2 separate regions of the Homo sapiens genome follow, and region 2 is linked to region 1. A link is an interaction called in ENCODE POLR2A ChIA-PET data of the cell type or tissue named here. Cell type or tissue: K562. All regions are shown on one strand. Each heading gives the region's core, and the rest is flanking DNA. Links, peaks and the distances in the headings are about the cores only.

What was found. Peaks named below come from ENCODE experiments on the same cell type or tissue, not always from the same donor. Only the 100,000 strongest peaks of a DNase experiment are listed, where the experiment ranks them.
Region 2: POLR2A ChIA-PET joins it to region 1 with 5 read pairs; 2 of 35 experiments call an interaction of 5 or more read pairs at or near these places.

Annotation. Positions count from the first base shown.
Region 1 is chr16:28,024,791-28,030,405 of GRCh38, forward strand. All of the region lies in intron 1 of GSG1L (GSG1 like), which reads right to left. Among named protein-coding and RNA genes, the nearest start is that of GSG1L, 36 kb to the right of the region's middle. RefSeq lists an enhancer at 1,808-2,308. In K562, for the core only: no CTCF peak of the experiment used is centred there; a DNase peak (open chromatin) is centred at 2,481; H3K27me3 peaks cover 1,634 bases.
Region 2 is chr16:27,605,662-27,610,968 of GRCh38, forward strand. All of the region lies in intron 2 of KATNIP (katanin interacting protein), which reads left to right. Among named protein-coding and RNA genes, the nearest start is that of KATNIP, 58 kb to the left of the region's middle. In K562, for the core only: no CTCF peak of the experiment used is centred there; no DNase peak of the experiment used is centred there.

The DNA of each region.
Region 1 (5,615 bases), core at 355-5,354:
GGCTGCCAATGACAGCTGTTCAGGTTGTGCGTGAAGGAGGGCACTTAGCTGAGGCTGAGCAGGGCTGCATCGAGCCCATCCTCCATGCCCAGAGGGGAAGGCTTTCTTACATTTACCAAAGTTCCCTGTGTGCTGCAGCAGCCCTCAAAGTGCCCAGCACATAATAGGTGCTCAATAAATGGGAGTGTTACCATCACAGCTGTCTGATTTATTTCCCACCCGGGGGCTCAGGCCATGCTGACTGCTGCTGTGATAGGAGCTCCTGTGCAGAACCAAGAGAAAGCCCCACTCCAAGGTTCTGAAAGCCAACCTTGCAGGACTGGGAGGGATGCATCATGGCTCAGCAGTAGCCTGCATGAGAAAGGCTGGGGCTCTGGGAAGAGCAGATGAACCAAGGGTTGCCATGTCCTGCACCTGCCCAGGAGATGTGCACTGCGAGCCATGTCACCAGGAGAGTGGGTGCAGGAAAGGGAGATGAGGGAGCCACTGGGCCTGGCCAGCAGCTAGGGCCAGGAGGCTCGGGGAGCCTTAAATCTCCCCAGATGGCAACTCTGGGCAGGGGCCATGCCACCTCATCTAAGGAAGAGCAGACATAAGGGGGACATGCACCCCACCTCCAAAAGGTTGTGCTCGAACCCTACATCCAGTTTTCGTGCCTTTCCTTGTGCTGTTCTTTCTGCCTAAAATGCTCACTGCTGGATCAATTTCACCATCCTCCCAAGCCCGGCTCAACCCTCCCTGGCTCCGCAGGCCCCCAACGCTGCTGGGCCCAGGCTAGAAGGGCTGACTGTATCTTAATCATCTCTGTCACCCCTGCCTGCCCCAGCAGCAAGACATAATTGGCTTTCAATGTATGTCAGATAAATTCACGAATAAATGAGCAAGAGAGAGCCGGGCCTTTGCCTGGGACCCTGTGAAAGAGCGGGGACCCCATCCCCTGCCTGTTCTTTTATAATTGGGACTGGCAAGGTCTGAAGTCAGAACAGTGTGTTGGGACAGAAGAGGGCTGACAGTTGGGCGTGATGCTCCTGTCATCCTGATGGCCCCAGGGACTGCAACAGAAGTGAAATGTGACCCAGAGCCCAGGCAGAGAAATGCCACAGCAGGCACAGGCTAGAGGATAATGGGCTTGGGGAAGACAGCTCCTTGCTACCAGGAGAATCTCCAGAATCCTTTGGCCTTGCCAGACAACCTGCATGGCTAGGATTGCACTTCTAGCCCAGGGTCATTTTTAAAGAAATTCGTCTGATCAACACGTGGCTCTGGGTCCAAGGCTGGCCGATATTCAGGAAGCCAAACGCCCAGCTAGTCCTCGGCCCGGGTTTGCCAGAGCCCTGGGCCTGCCGTGACTTCATTACCTGCTCACCCATGTCTCTCCCCACAGACTGGGGGCACCTTGAGGGCAGGAGCTGGGTCTCGCAAGATCTTGCAGGTCCAGCACCCGGTATATCACGGGAGCTCAGTCACTGTGTGTGACTGAATGAACAGCAGCAAGCTTAAGAGGAACCAGGAGAGGAGCCCCTTGAGAAATGTCACAAGTTCTTCTACTCCAGCCTGAGTTTGCTCTTCACTGGAGTCTGATTCTGCTGCGGATCTGCCACACATCAGCGAGGGACCTCAGCTGAAGCCCAAGGTGGACTAGAGCAGGAAGCAGGATGGGACTCGGGAAGAGGATCAGGGTGTGCACGAGTCGGCTTTCGCTGCCAGAACAGAGTCCTAACCTCTCAGTGGCCCTCCATACCAGGCATTTACTTCTCATTCTTGTCGCATGAGGGAAGCAGGCTGGACGCAGCTCAGCTGGGCTCTGCTGGGCTTGGCCGGTCTTGGTTACACTGGGCCCCGTCCCTTCGCATTCTGGGACCAGGCAGAAGGAACAGCCACTGTCTGAGGCATCCCATCCTCGTGACAGGGCAGAGCCTCGCTGTGCTCAGATACTGCGTGTGTCCCATCTGCTCACAGTCAATAATCAAAGCAAGGCACACGACCAAATTCAAAGTCATCAAGAGTGGGGCCAGGCATTGTGGCTCATGCCTGTAATCCCAACACTTTGGGAGGCTGAGGTGGATGGATCACTTGAGGCCAGGAGTTCGAGACCAGCCTGGCGAACATGGTGAAACTCCATCTCTACTAAAAATACAAAAATTAGCCGGGCATGGTGGTGCACACATGTAATTCCAGCTATTCGGGAGGCTGAGGCAGAAGAATTGCTTGAACCCGGGAGATGGAGGTTGCAGTGAGTCGAAATAGCACCACTGCACTCAGAAGTGGGACAGTACACGCCCCTTCAGGGACACACAGCAGTGGTGGAGGGGGGAATTAATAATTATAAACAAAGAATACCATCTATCACAGTATGTCATTTTTCACTCTCCATCCTCTTCTCTCCCCTATTCTGGAAACATATGCCATGTGCTCTGGGCAGGCCTAACCATCCCACCAATGAAGCAGGCACATGATCTAAGCCAGCCAATCAGAGTACTCCATTCACACGCTGCAGGCCATGGTGATTGGTTCAGGAATAGACATGTGATATAAATCAGGCCAATGAGAGCCTTCCCTGAGCCTTTTCTCCAGAGTTATGGGAAAGCAGCTCTCTTCCCTCTAGGGTTGCAAGGCAGGTGGGGTTTCAGTGCAGGGCTTATGAGGGGCCACGTTAATTTCCATAGTGAGCAGCACCATACAATCTGGTAGTGAAGATAGAAATGTTCTGCACCATCCAATGCAGTGGCCACTAGTCACATGTTAAATGTGACTGGTACAAATGAGGAACTGAATTTTAAATTTTAAATGGAATAGAGTCTAAGGAATCAAAGAGCATTTGGTGATATTTTTGGGCACCTGTGTTCAGGTGAAACTGACACCACCTAGACTTTGTAGTTCACAGGAGTAGATAATTTTCTTAGACTTGCTTAAACTAGTAGGGTTTCCATCATTAGAAGTAAGAGTCTTGGCCAGGCACCGTGGCTCAAGTCTGAATCCCAGCACTTTGGGAGGACAAGGTGGGAGCATCACTTGAGCCCAGGAGTTCAAGACCAGCCTGAGCAACATAATGAGACCCTGTCTCTACAAAAATAACAAAAATTGCCAGGCATAGTCCCAGCTACTTGGGGGGCTAAGGTGGAAGGATTTCTTGAGTCTGGAGGTCAAGGCTGCAGTGAGCTGTGATTGCGCCACTGCACTCCAGCCTCAGCAACAGAGCTGACACCTAAGGCCTCAGCAGCAGCATCACCTCTATTTATTTAACCAAACTATGTGCCAGGCATTTGGCTGGTCACGTACATGTGTCATTTCGTGAGTCTTTCCTAAGCCTATCACAAGCCCAAGAGTCAGACTGCCCTGGGCCCAAATCCCACCTTCACCTACAATTGGCTGTGGGACTTTGGGCAAGCTACTGAACTTCAAGATGCCTCAATTTCCTTATCTAGCCAGTGTAGTTGATGGGCCATGAAGGCCAAGGGAGTTATTACATGAGAAGTGCCTAGACCCGTGCCAGGCAGGTAGAAAATAATCCCTCATGTTGACTATTTTTATTATTTTCATCCCGATCTTGAAGATGAATAAACCAAGCCTTGAGGAGGTCAAGTCACTTGCAAATTGACAAAAGTAAGACTTGACAAAGCCGGGATTGGAACCTAGGCCTACGATTCCCGAGTGTAAACTGTTTACCACTGCCTCATTCTGCTTGTGGCTTTTAAACTCTGTCCACAGTAACAATATAACAATAAGAATAATATTAATAAGACTTAGCACTCATTGCATGGCCAACAGTTTAAATCCTGGGCAGTTCTGCTTCAGAGTCCCAGCTTTTAACTCTCAGAGAAAGGAAATTATTCCTTATTTAATGTTCCTCCTGTCCTTCCATTAATACCAAGGAGAAAGTCTCAGCTTGGTGCTGATATGTTGTTAATGCCTCTATAGCACTTGCTAATCTCTCTTTTGAACAAAGAGAGAGCCAGCCTCAGGCTCGGGGCAGATCATACTATCTAGAGGAGACATAATATGCCCCTTCCTTAAGCCTCCAGGCTTAGGCAGGAACTGCCTCTCTTCACAGTGCTGTGGTCCCCGGCAGCCAGAAAGGCAGTGGCTAGAGATGAGGAGGCCTGGGCTTCAGGGAGCTCTCAGACGCTGCAGCAGTGACCAATAGCCAGCTAGGCTCTCCCAGCCCAGGTTTGTTTTGGAGGGTGATGCATGGCAGGGCACCAGGCGACCCACATCAGCTGATGAACAGATCCTCAACCTACGGAAAGCACCTTGCCTAACACGGGATCAGGAGCTGTATCTGAGGCCTGTTTCTGAGTACCTTCTCCACTGTGGTCAAGGTAAGGGTCCTTGAGCTGTTCCCTGCCTTCTCTGGGCCTCAGTTTCCTCATCTGAGAAACAGAGATAAGAATACCTACCCCCAAAGAAGGGTCCTAAGAAACAAATGAGAAAGTGCTGTGTAAAGAACTGAATGAATGTGAACTGTTGCCATTTTCATTATGTGAGTAGAAGTGCGTTATTTATAAGTGGAATCAGCAGCATCAAGTAAACTGCTGACACCAGACTGAGATGGGATCGTTTGTATCATTCTGAATTATCTTTGTTTTTGTGTCTGTCTGTCTCACTATGTTTTGCTCTCCAGGGCAGGGATCTTCTAGTCCATCTGGCATAGCAAAGGCATCAGCAATATTTGTTAGATGGATGGATTATGAATGATGGAAAAATGGATGGCTGAATGTGTAGATATATGGGTGCATGAAGGGATGGATGGATGGATGGATGGATGGATGGATGCATGGGTGGATGGATGGATGCATGGGTGGATGGATGGATGCACAGGTGGATGAATGGATGGGTGGGTGGATCATGGGTAGATAGATGGATGGACTGTAGATGAATGAATGGATGAGTGGTCATGGACAGATGGAAGAATGATGGATTCATGGGTGATGGATGTATAATGGATGAATTAAAGATGGATGGATGATGGATGAGCAATGAAATCCAAATGCAGCTTAGGATGCAACTCTTGCTGAGTCAGGATTTTACTCTGGTACTGGATATCAACTACACAACACTCTCAAACTACAAGGATAGCGTGTGTGTGTGTGTGCATGCACGCACATGTGGGCCGTGTGTGTTCACGCACGCACATGTGGGCAGTGTGTACAGACATGACAGGCATGCCAGCTCGTGGGATGAAACATCACAGATGGAGGGAGCTCCAACAACCCTGAAGGAAGAGGAAGAATGAATTTTCCAGGAGGGCCAGAGAAGGGCCTCTTCAGAAGGGAACTGCTTGTAAAAGGCACAGAGGCATGAAGAAGCTTTTTGAAGAAAGATAGAGAGGATGTTCTGTGGTTCTGCCTGCCAGCATCCCTCCTCCCCTTGTCTAGTAGCAGAACTTTGATTCTCCTTCGGGGAACCAGCAGCTCAGTCCGTGAGTCTCTGTTGAGGCTAACTCCAACCCCAACTCCAGAGGTGAGCGGCTGACCCAAGCCTAGCCTATCAGAGCACCACATTCCTCACACCTCAGTGGCAAGCTTAGGGATGGACCCAAGCCCAACAAATGAGAGCCCTCTGGGGACTTTTACTGGTGCCAAACTGGGTGGATATAAACCTGGAGCTGCTGGGGC
Region 2 (5,307 bases), core at 308-5,307, 420 kb before region 1:
AAATGTTTGCTGCAGTGTTTTGTGCTGTTTCATTCTACCTCTAGGGGGCAGTATCAACCGTTGCTTTAGGTCTTTGTTGCTTGGCTTCTGCTGGTGTGATGGGTGCATTGACTGCAGAGTATATTTCTGTTTTCGAGGATGGGAATATAACTGATGTGTTAGCAAATGCAGTCAAAAGCAGGCTCAGGTCAGGTGCGGTGGCTCAGGCCTGTAATCCCAGCACTTTGGGAGGCCAAGGAGGGTGGATCACTTGAGTTCAGGAGTTCGAGACTAGCCTGGCCAACATGACAAAACCCTGTCTCTATTAAAAATACAAAAATTAGCTGGGCGTGGTGGCAGACGCCTGTAGTCCCAGCTACTGGGGAGGCTGAGGCAGGAGGATTGCTTGAACCTGGGAGGTGGAGGTTGCAGTGAACTGAGATCGTGCCACTGCACTCCAGCCTGGGCAACAGTGCGAGACTCTGTCTCAAAAAAAAAGAGAAAAAGAAGCAGGCTCAGATACTTTCTCATTTAACTCATGTGCACTGAGGACGGGCTCCACAGCGCTGGGACACACAGACTCACTGGGAGAATAGAGGAACTGGCACTTGGGGTGGGTTTTGAAGGAAGGCTGTGACTTTTGTACTGTAAGATACATTTGGATCATCTCTTCTTGTGGGCTTAGGGCCATTGGAGCATTCATCAAGGTATATTTAGTCCTCTATGAAATGCTTCTCTGAGCCCTTAGACATGGCAGGAACTTTGGATTCAGACACCGTCTAGTATTTGTTCTACCACTGTACCACCCAGTACCCACTCGGGTATAAATCTCTCTCATACACACACACACACACACACAGACACACACACACATACACACACACACATACACACACACTTCAAACTGGCCCAAGGAAAGAAAGGGATGTATTTGCTCAAGTGAGTAAAACGTTAGTGCTGGCTTCGGGCATGGCTGGATATGGTGGATTAACCACCATTAAAGGATCTAGTTGCTATTTGGCCTGTCTCTCATTGTCTTCCATTCTGCTGTCTCTATGTTTGTGTCATCAGTCTTGGACAGATTTTTCTAACTTTTTTTTTTTTTGGTAGAAGTGGGATCTCACTATGTTGCCCAGGCTGGTCTCGATCTCCTGGGCTCAAGCGATCCTCCCACCTCAGCCTCCGGAAGTGCTGGGATTATAGGCATGAGCCATCGTGCCTGGCATCTTGGGCAGATTTTTCCATGGAACATTTAAGGTTGCTCATAATTGTGAACCTAAAAAGTTGGTAAAATGACTCCTTCCTTTGTGTGTGAAGAAATGACGTCTTCCTCCCTTCCCTAGTAGCCCTGGCTCATATCACTAGTAATTGTAGAGGAGGAGAGATAAGGACTTTTCCAGGAGGGTCCTTGGGAGGCATAGCTTGGGAAGCACACCTATCCCTGAACCATCACATGGCCGGGGAGATGGAATGCACTGGCCGGGCCTGCAGTACGTGCTTTCCCTTGCAGTGTTGGGAGTGTTATTTCCACCCACGCCACGTGGACTGAGAGTGGACGAAAGGTGGTTTTCCTAGAGGAAAATCAAGGTGTTATACCCAGAACAGGAATGGATGCTGGCGCCACATAAACAAGGTTGTCTGCTATCTCCACTTAGAGGCTCTGAGACCTTCAGACAATTTGCTTCAGCTTTCAAGGCCTCCATTTCCTCCTCTGTAAAATGGGCACAAGGATCTTAGAGCATAGGATTGCTGCGTGCGTTAAATAAGCACCCACAGACAGCACTGATAAACAGCAGTAAAGGATGCCTGAAAAGCTGGACCCCAGTAACTTCAAGCATTAGCTTGTCACCCATAACTCATCCCTTAGTTAGGGTGTGCAGCCTATAGGGAGGCAGCGGGGAATCAAGTGACTTGGGGGTGTGGAAGAGCTCTGTGACCCTAGACAGTCAGTGTCTTTTTTTTTTTTTTTTTTTTTGAGATGGAACCTCACTCTGTCACCCAGGCTGGAGTGCAGTGGCACAATCTCAGCTCACCACAACCTCCGTCTCCCAGGTTCAAGCCATTCTCCTGCCTCAGCCTCCTGAATAGATGGGATTACAGTCCTGCATGGCGCTAACCATCATGTCCGGCTAATTTTTATATTTTCAATAGAGATAGGGTTTCACCATGTTGGCCAGACTGGCCTCGAACTCCTGGCCTCAAGTGGTCCACCCGCCTCCCAAAGTGCTGGGATTATAGGCGTGAGCCACCACACCCGGCCACAAACAGTGGCTTCATGGTCTCAGTGTTATCCCGTCTAAGTGATGGTTCTCTGGTGAGACCTGCAGTCAGCACGGTTGGGTATCCAGCATTCTCAAGCCCTAGAAACCAGCACTGCACTCTCAGCTGCTCCTGAATGCAGCTCAGGCTTCTGCATTCACTCATCAGCCCTGTTGAGGAGAATTCCAATATGGTGGCCTCAGAGGAATACGTGATCCTTGAAATATGGACTCTGTCTTTAAGTATAACTGATTCTTGGCATTTCATTCCAATTCTAGTTTTTTTTTCCCCTAGAGAAAATTAATAACATGGCCATTGGTAAAATTCTTTTTTTTTTTTTTTTTTTTTTGAGACAGCGTCTTGCTCTGTCACCCAGGCTGGAGTGCACTGGTGCAATCATAGCTCACTGCAGCCTCGACCTCCTGGACTCAAGCCATCCTCCCACCTCAGCCTCCCAAGTAGCTGGGACTACGGGTGCACGCCACCATGACTGGTGAATCTTTTTTTTTTTTTTTTTTTTGTATTTTTGTAGAGATGGGGTCCTGCTATGTTGCCCAGGCTGATCTCAAACCACAGTCCTAACTTCTCCCTTACGTCTACAGTGCCTAACTCTTGGTAGGAATTTTTTTTTCCTTAAAGAAAGGGTCTCACTCTGCTGCCCAGGCTGGAGTCTGGTGGCACGGTCATAGCTCACTGTAGCCTCGAGCTCCTGGGCTCAAGCTATCCTGCCACCTCAGCCTCCCAAGTAGCTGGGACTACAGCCTCACACTACCACACCCAGCTAATTTTTAAAAAACACTTTTGTAAAGACAGTCCTTGATAAAATTCTATGCCTTCTCCAGGGCCAGCATTGGGGATAAAGATAAGGATACCAATAAGGACATTGAGGCTCTGCTTTCGTGTCACATCCAAACTCCTTGGACCTTCCGCTGTAGGTCACTTGCGCCTCCTCAGCACCCGGCAATCTAGCCAATTCTTGATTCCCCCTTATCCCCCTGCAAGCGCCACATCCTAACCGAGGGATCGTTTATGGGTGACAAGCCAATGCTTCAGGTGACTGGGGTCCAGCTTTTCAGGCATCCTCTGGCCCGTCCATGAACATTTCATGTTTCTTCACACCCCCAAACCTTTGTTCATGCTGGCCCTGCTGCTTGGAATGCCCTTCCCTTTTCTTGTTGCCCAGGTAACATTTCAACTTTCAGATCCCTGCTCAAATGTGTCCTCATGGATTCATTCACTCAACAATTTCATTGGAATGCACAATGAACAAACTAGACAAAGCTCTCTGCCTTCATAGAATTCTCATTCTAGTGCAAGGACACCCCAATAAATAAAAGGTGTAATAAGTAAAATAAATTAGATGTGTGTTAGTGCAGGGAGGGACACAGGAGAGGGGGCGTGCAGTGTGTGCACTCTTTGCAAGTTTCACTATGGTGGTCAGGGGAGACGTCACTGAGAAGGGAATATCTGAGTTAAGTCTTTTTTTTTTTTTTTTTTTTTTTTTTTTTTGAGACGGAGTCTCGCTTTGTTGCCCAGGCCAAAGTGCAGTGGCGCGATCTCAGCTCACTGCAAGCTCCACCTCCCAGGTTCATACCATTCTTCTGTCTCAGCCTCCCAAGTAGCTGGGACTACAGGCACCCGCCACCATGCCCGGCTAATTTTTTGTATCTTTAGTAGAGACGGGGTTTCACTGTGTTAGCCAGGGTGGTCTCGATCTCCTGACCTCGTGATCCGCCCACCTCAGCCTCCCAAAGTGCTGGGATTACAGGCGTGAGCCACCGCGCCCTGCCAAGTCATTTTTTTTTTTTTTTGAGGTGGAGTCTTGCTCTGTTGCCAGGATGGAGTACAGTGGCATGATCTCAGCTCACTGCAACCTCCACCTCCTGGGTTCAAGTGATTCTCCTGCCTCAGCCTCCCGTGTAGCTGGGATTACAAGCATGCGCCACCATGCCCAGCTAATTTTTGTATTTTTAGTAGAGATGAGGTTTCACCATGTTGGCCAGTGGGTTAAGTCTTGAAGGAGGAAAGGAATGTGGGCATTTTCCTGAGAGAAGAGCATTCCACATGGAAGGAATGGGGCCTGAGGTGGGAGCTTGGCGGGTGTTGAGGACACTGGAGTGAGGAGGAGGAGTGGGGTAGTGGGAGGTGGCTCAGAGATGGGGGTCAAGGCCTAGAGTGCAGGACCTCATGGCCACTGGGATGGCCTTGCCCTTGACTCTGAGTGGGACAGGAGCCCCCTTGGGGTCCTAGCAGAAGAGTGACATGATTCCACTCACCTCTCATCAGGCCCCCCAGGTGGCAGCAGGGAGGACAGAAGGCAGGGAGGAGGCAAGAGCAGGAGTCCAGTCTGGGCCCAGACCAGCCTGGGAGGGGAGAGCAGGGAGAAATGGTCAGATTTTGGATACGCAGTAGTTTTCATATGGAGCTGACGGGTTAGATGTGGGATGGGAGACAGAGTGGGGCTTTGAAGATGACTCCAAGGATTGGAGAGACCTTCCTAGGGATCTAATTCAGACACTTGGCATTGCATTTTGTGTATTTTATTATAATTCTGTCCTTTGGGAGGGGTCCAGGTGCCTTTGATAGTCCGAAGAAAGTTATGGACTCTTCCAAGAACACCCCTGTGCATGCAATTAAATGGGTGTTCTCAGGACCCCCTGCAGGGATCCCTAGACAGTGTGTGGTTGCTTGACTGGTTGCAGTTGCAGCCCGCTTTTGTACAACATCAGGGGGCACAATTCACACGCACACATGATTGGGGCTGTTCAGTCCAGCACCCCCAACCAACAACCAGCAGTTGATTACAGCTGTGAAAGGAAAATAAATCTTGATGCCCCCAAATCACTAAACTAAAGGGAAAAGTCAACCTGGGAACTGCTTAAAGCAAACCTGCCTCCCGTTCTACTCAAAGTCACCTCTCTGCTCACTGAGATAAATGCATATCTGATTGCCTCCTTTGGAGAGGCTCATCAGAAACTCAAAAGAATGCAACCATTTGTCTCTTATCTACCTGTGACCTGGAAGCCCCCTCTCTGCTTCCACTTGTCCCACCTTTGCTTCGAGTTGTCC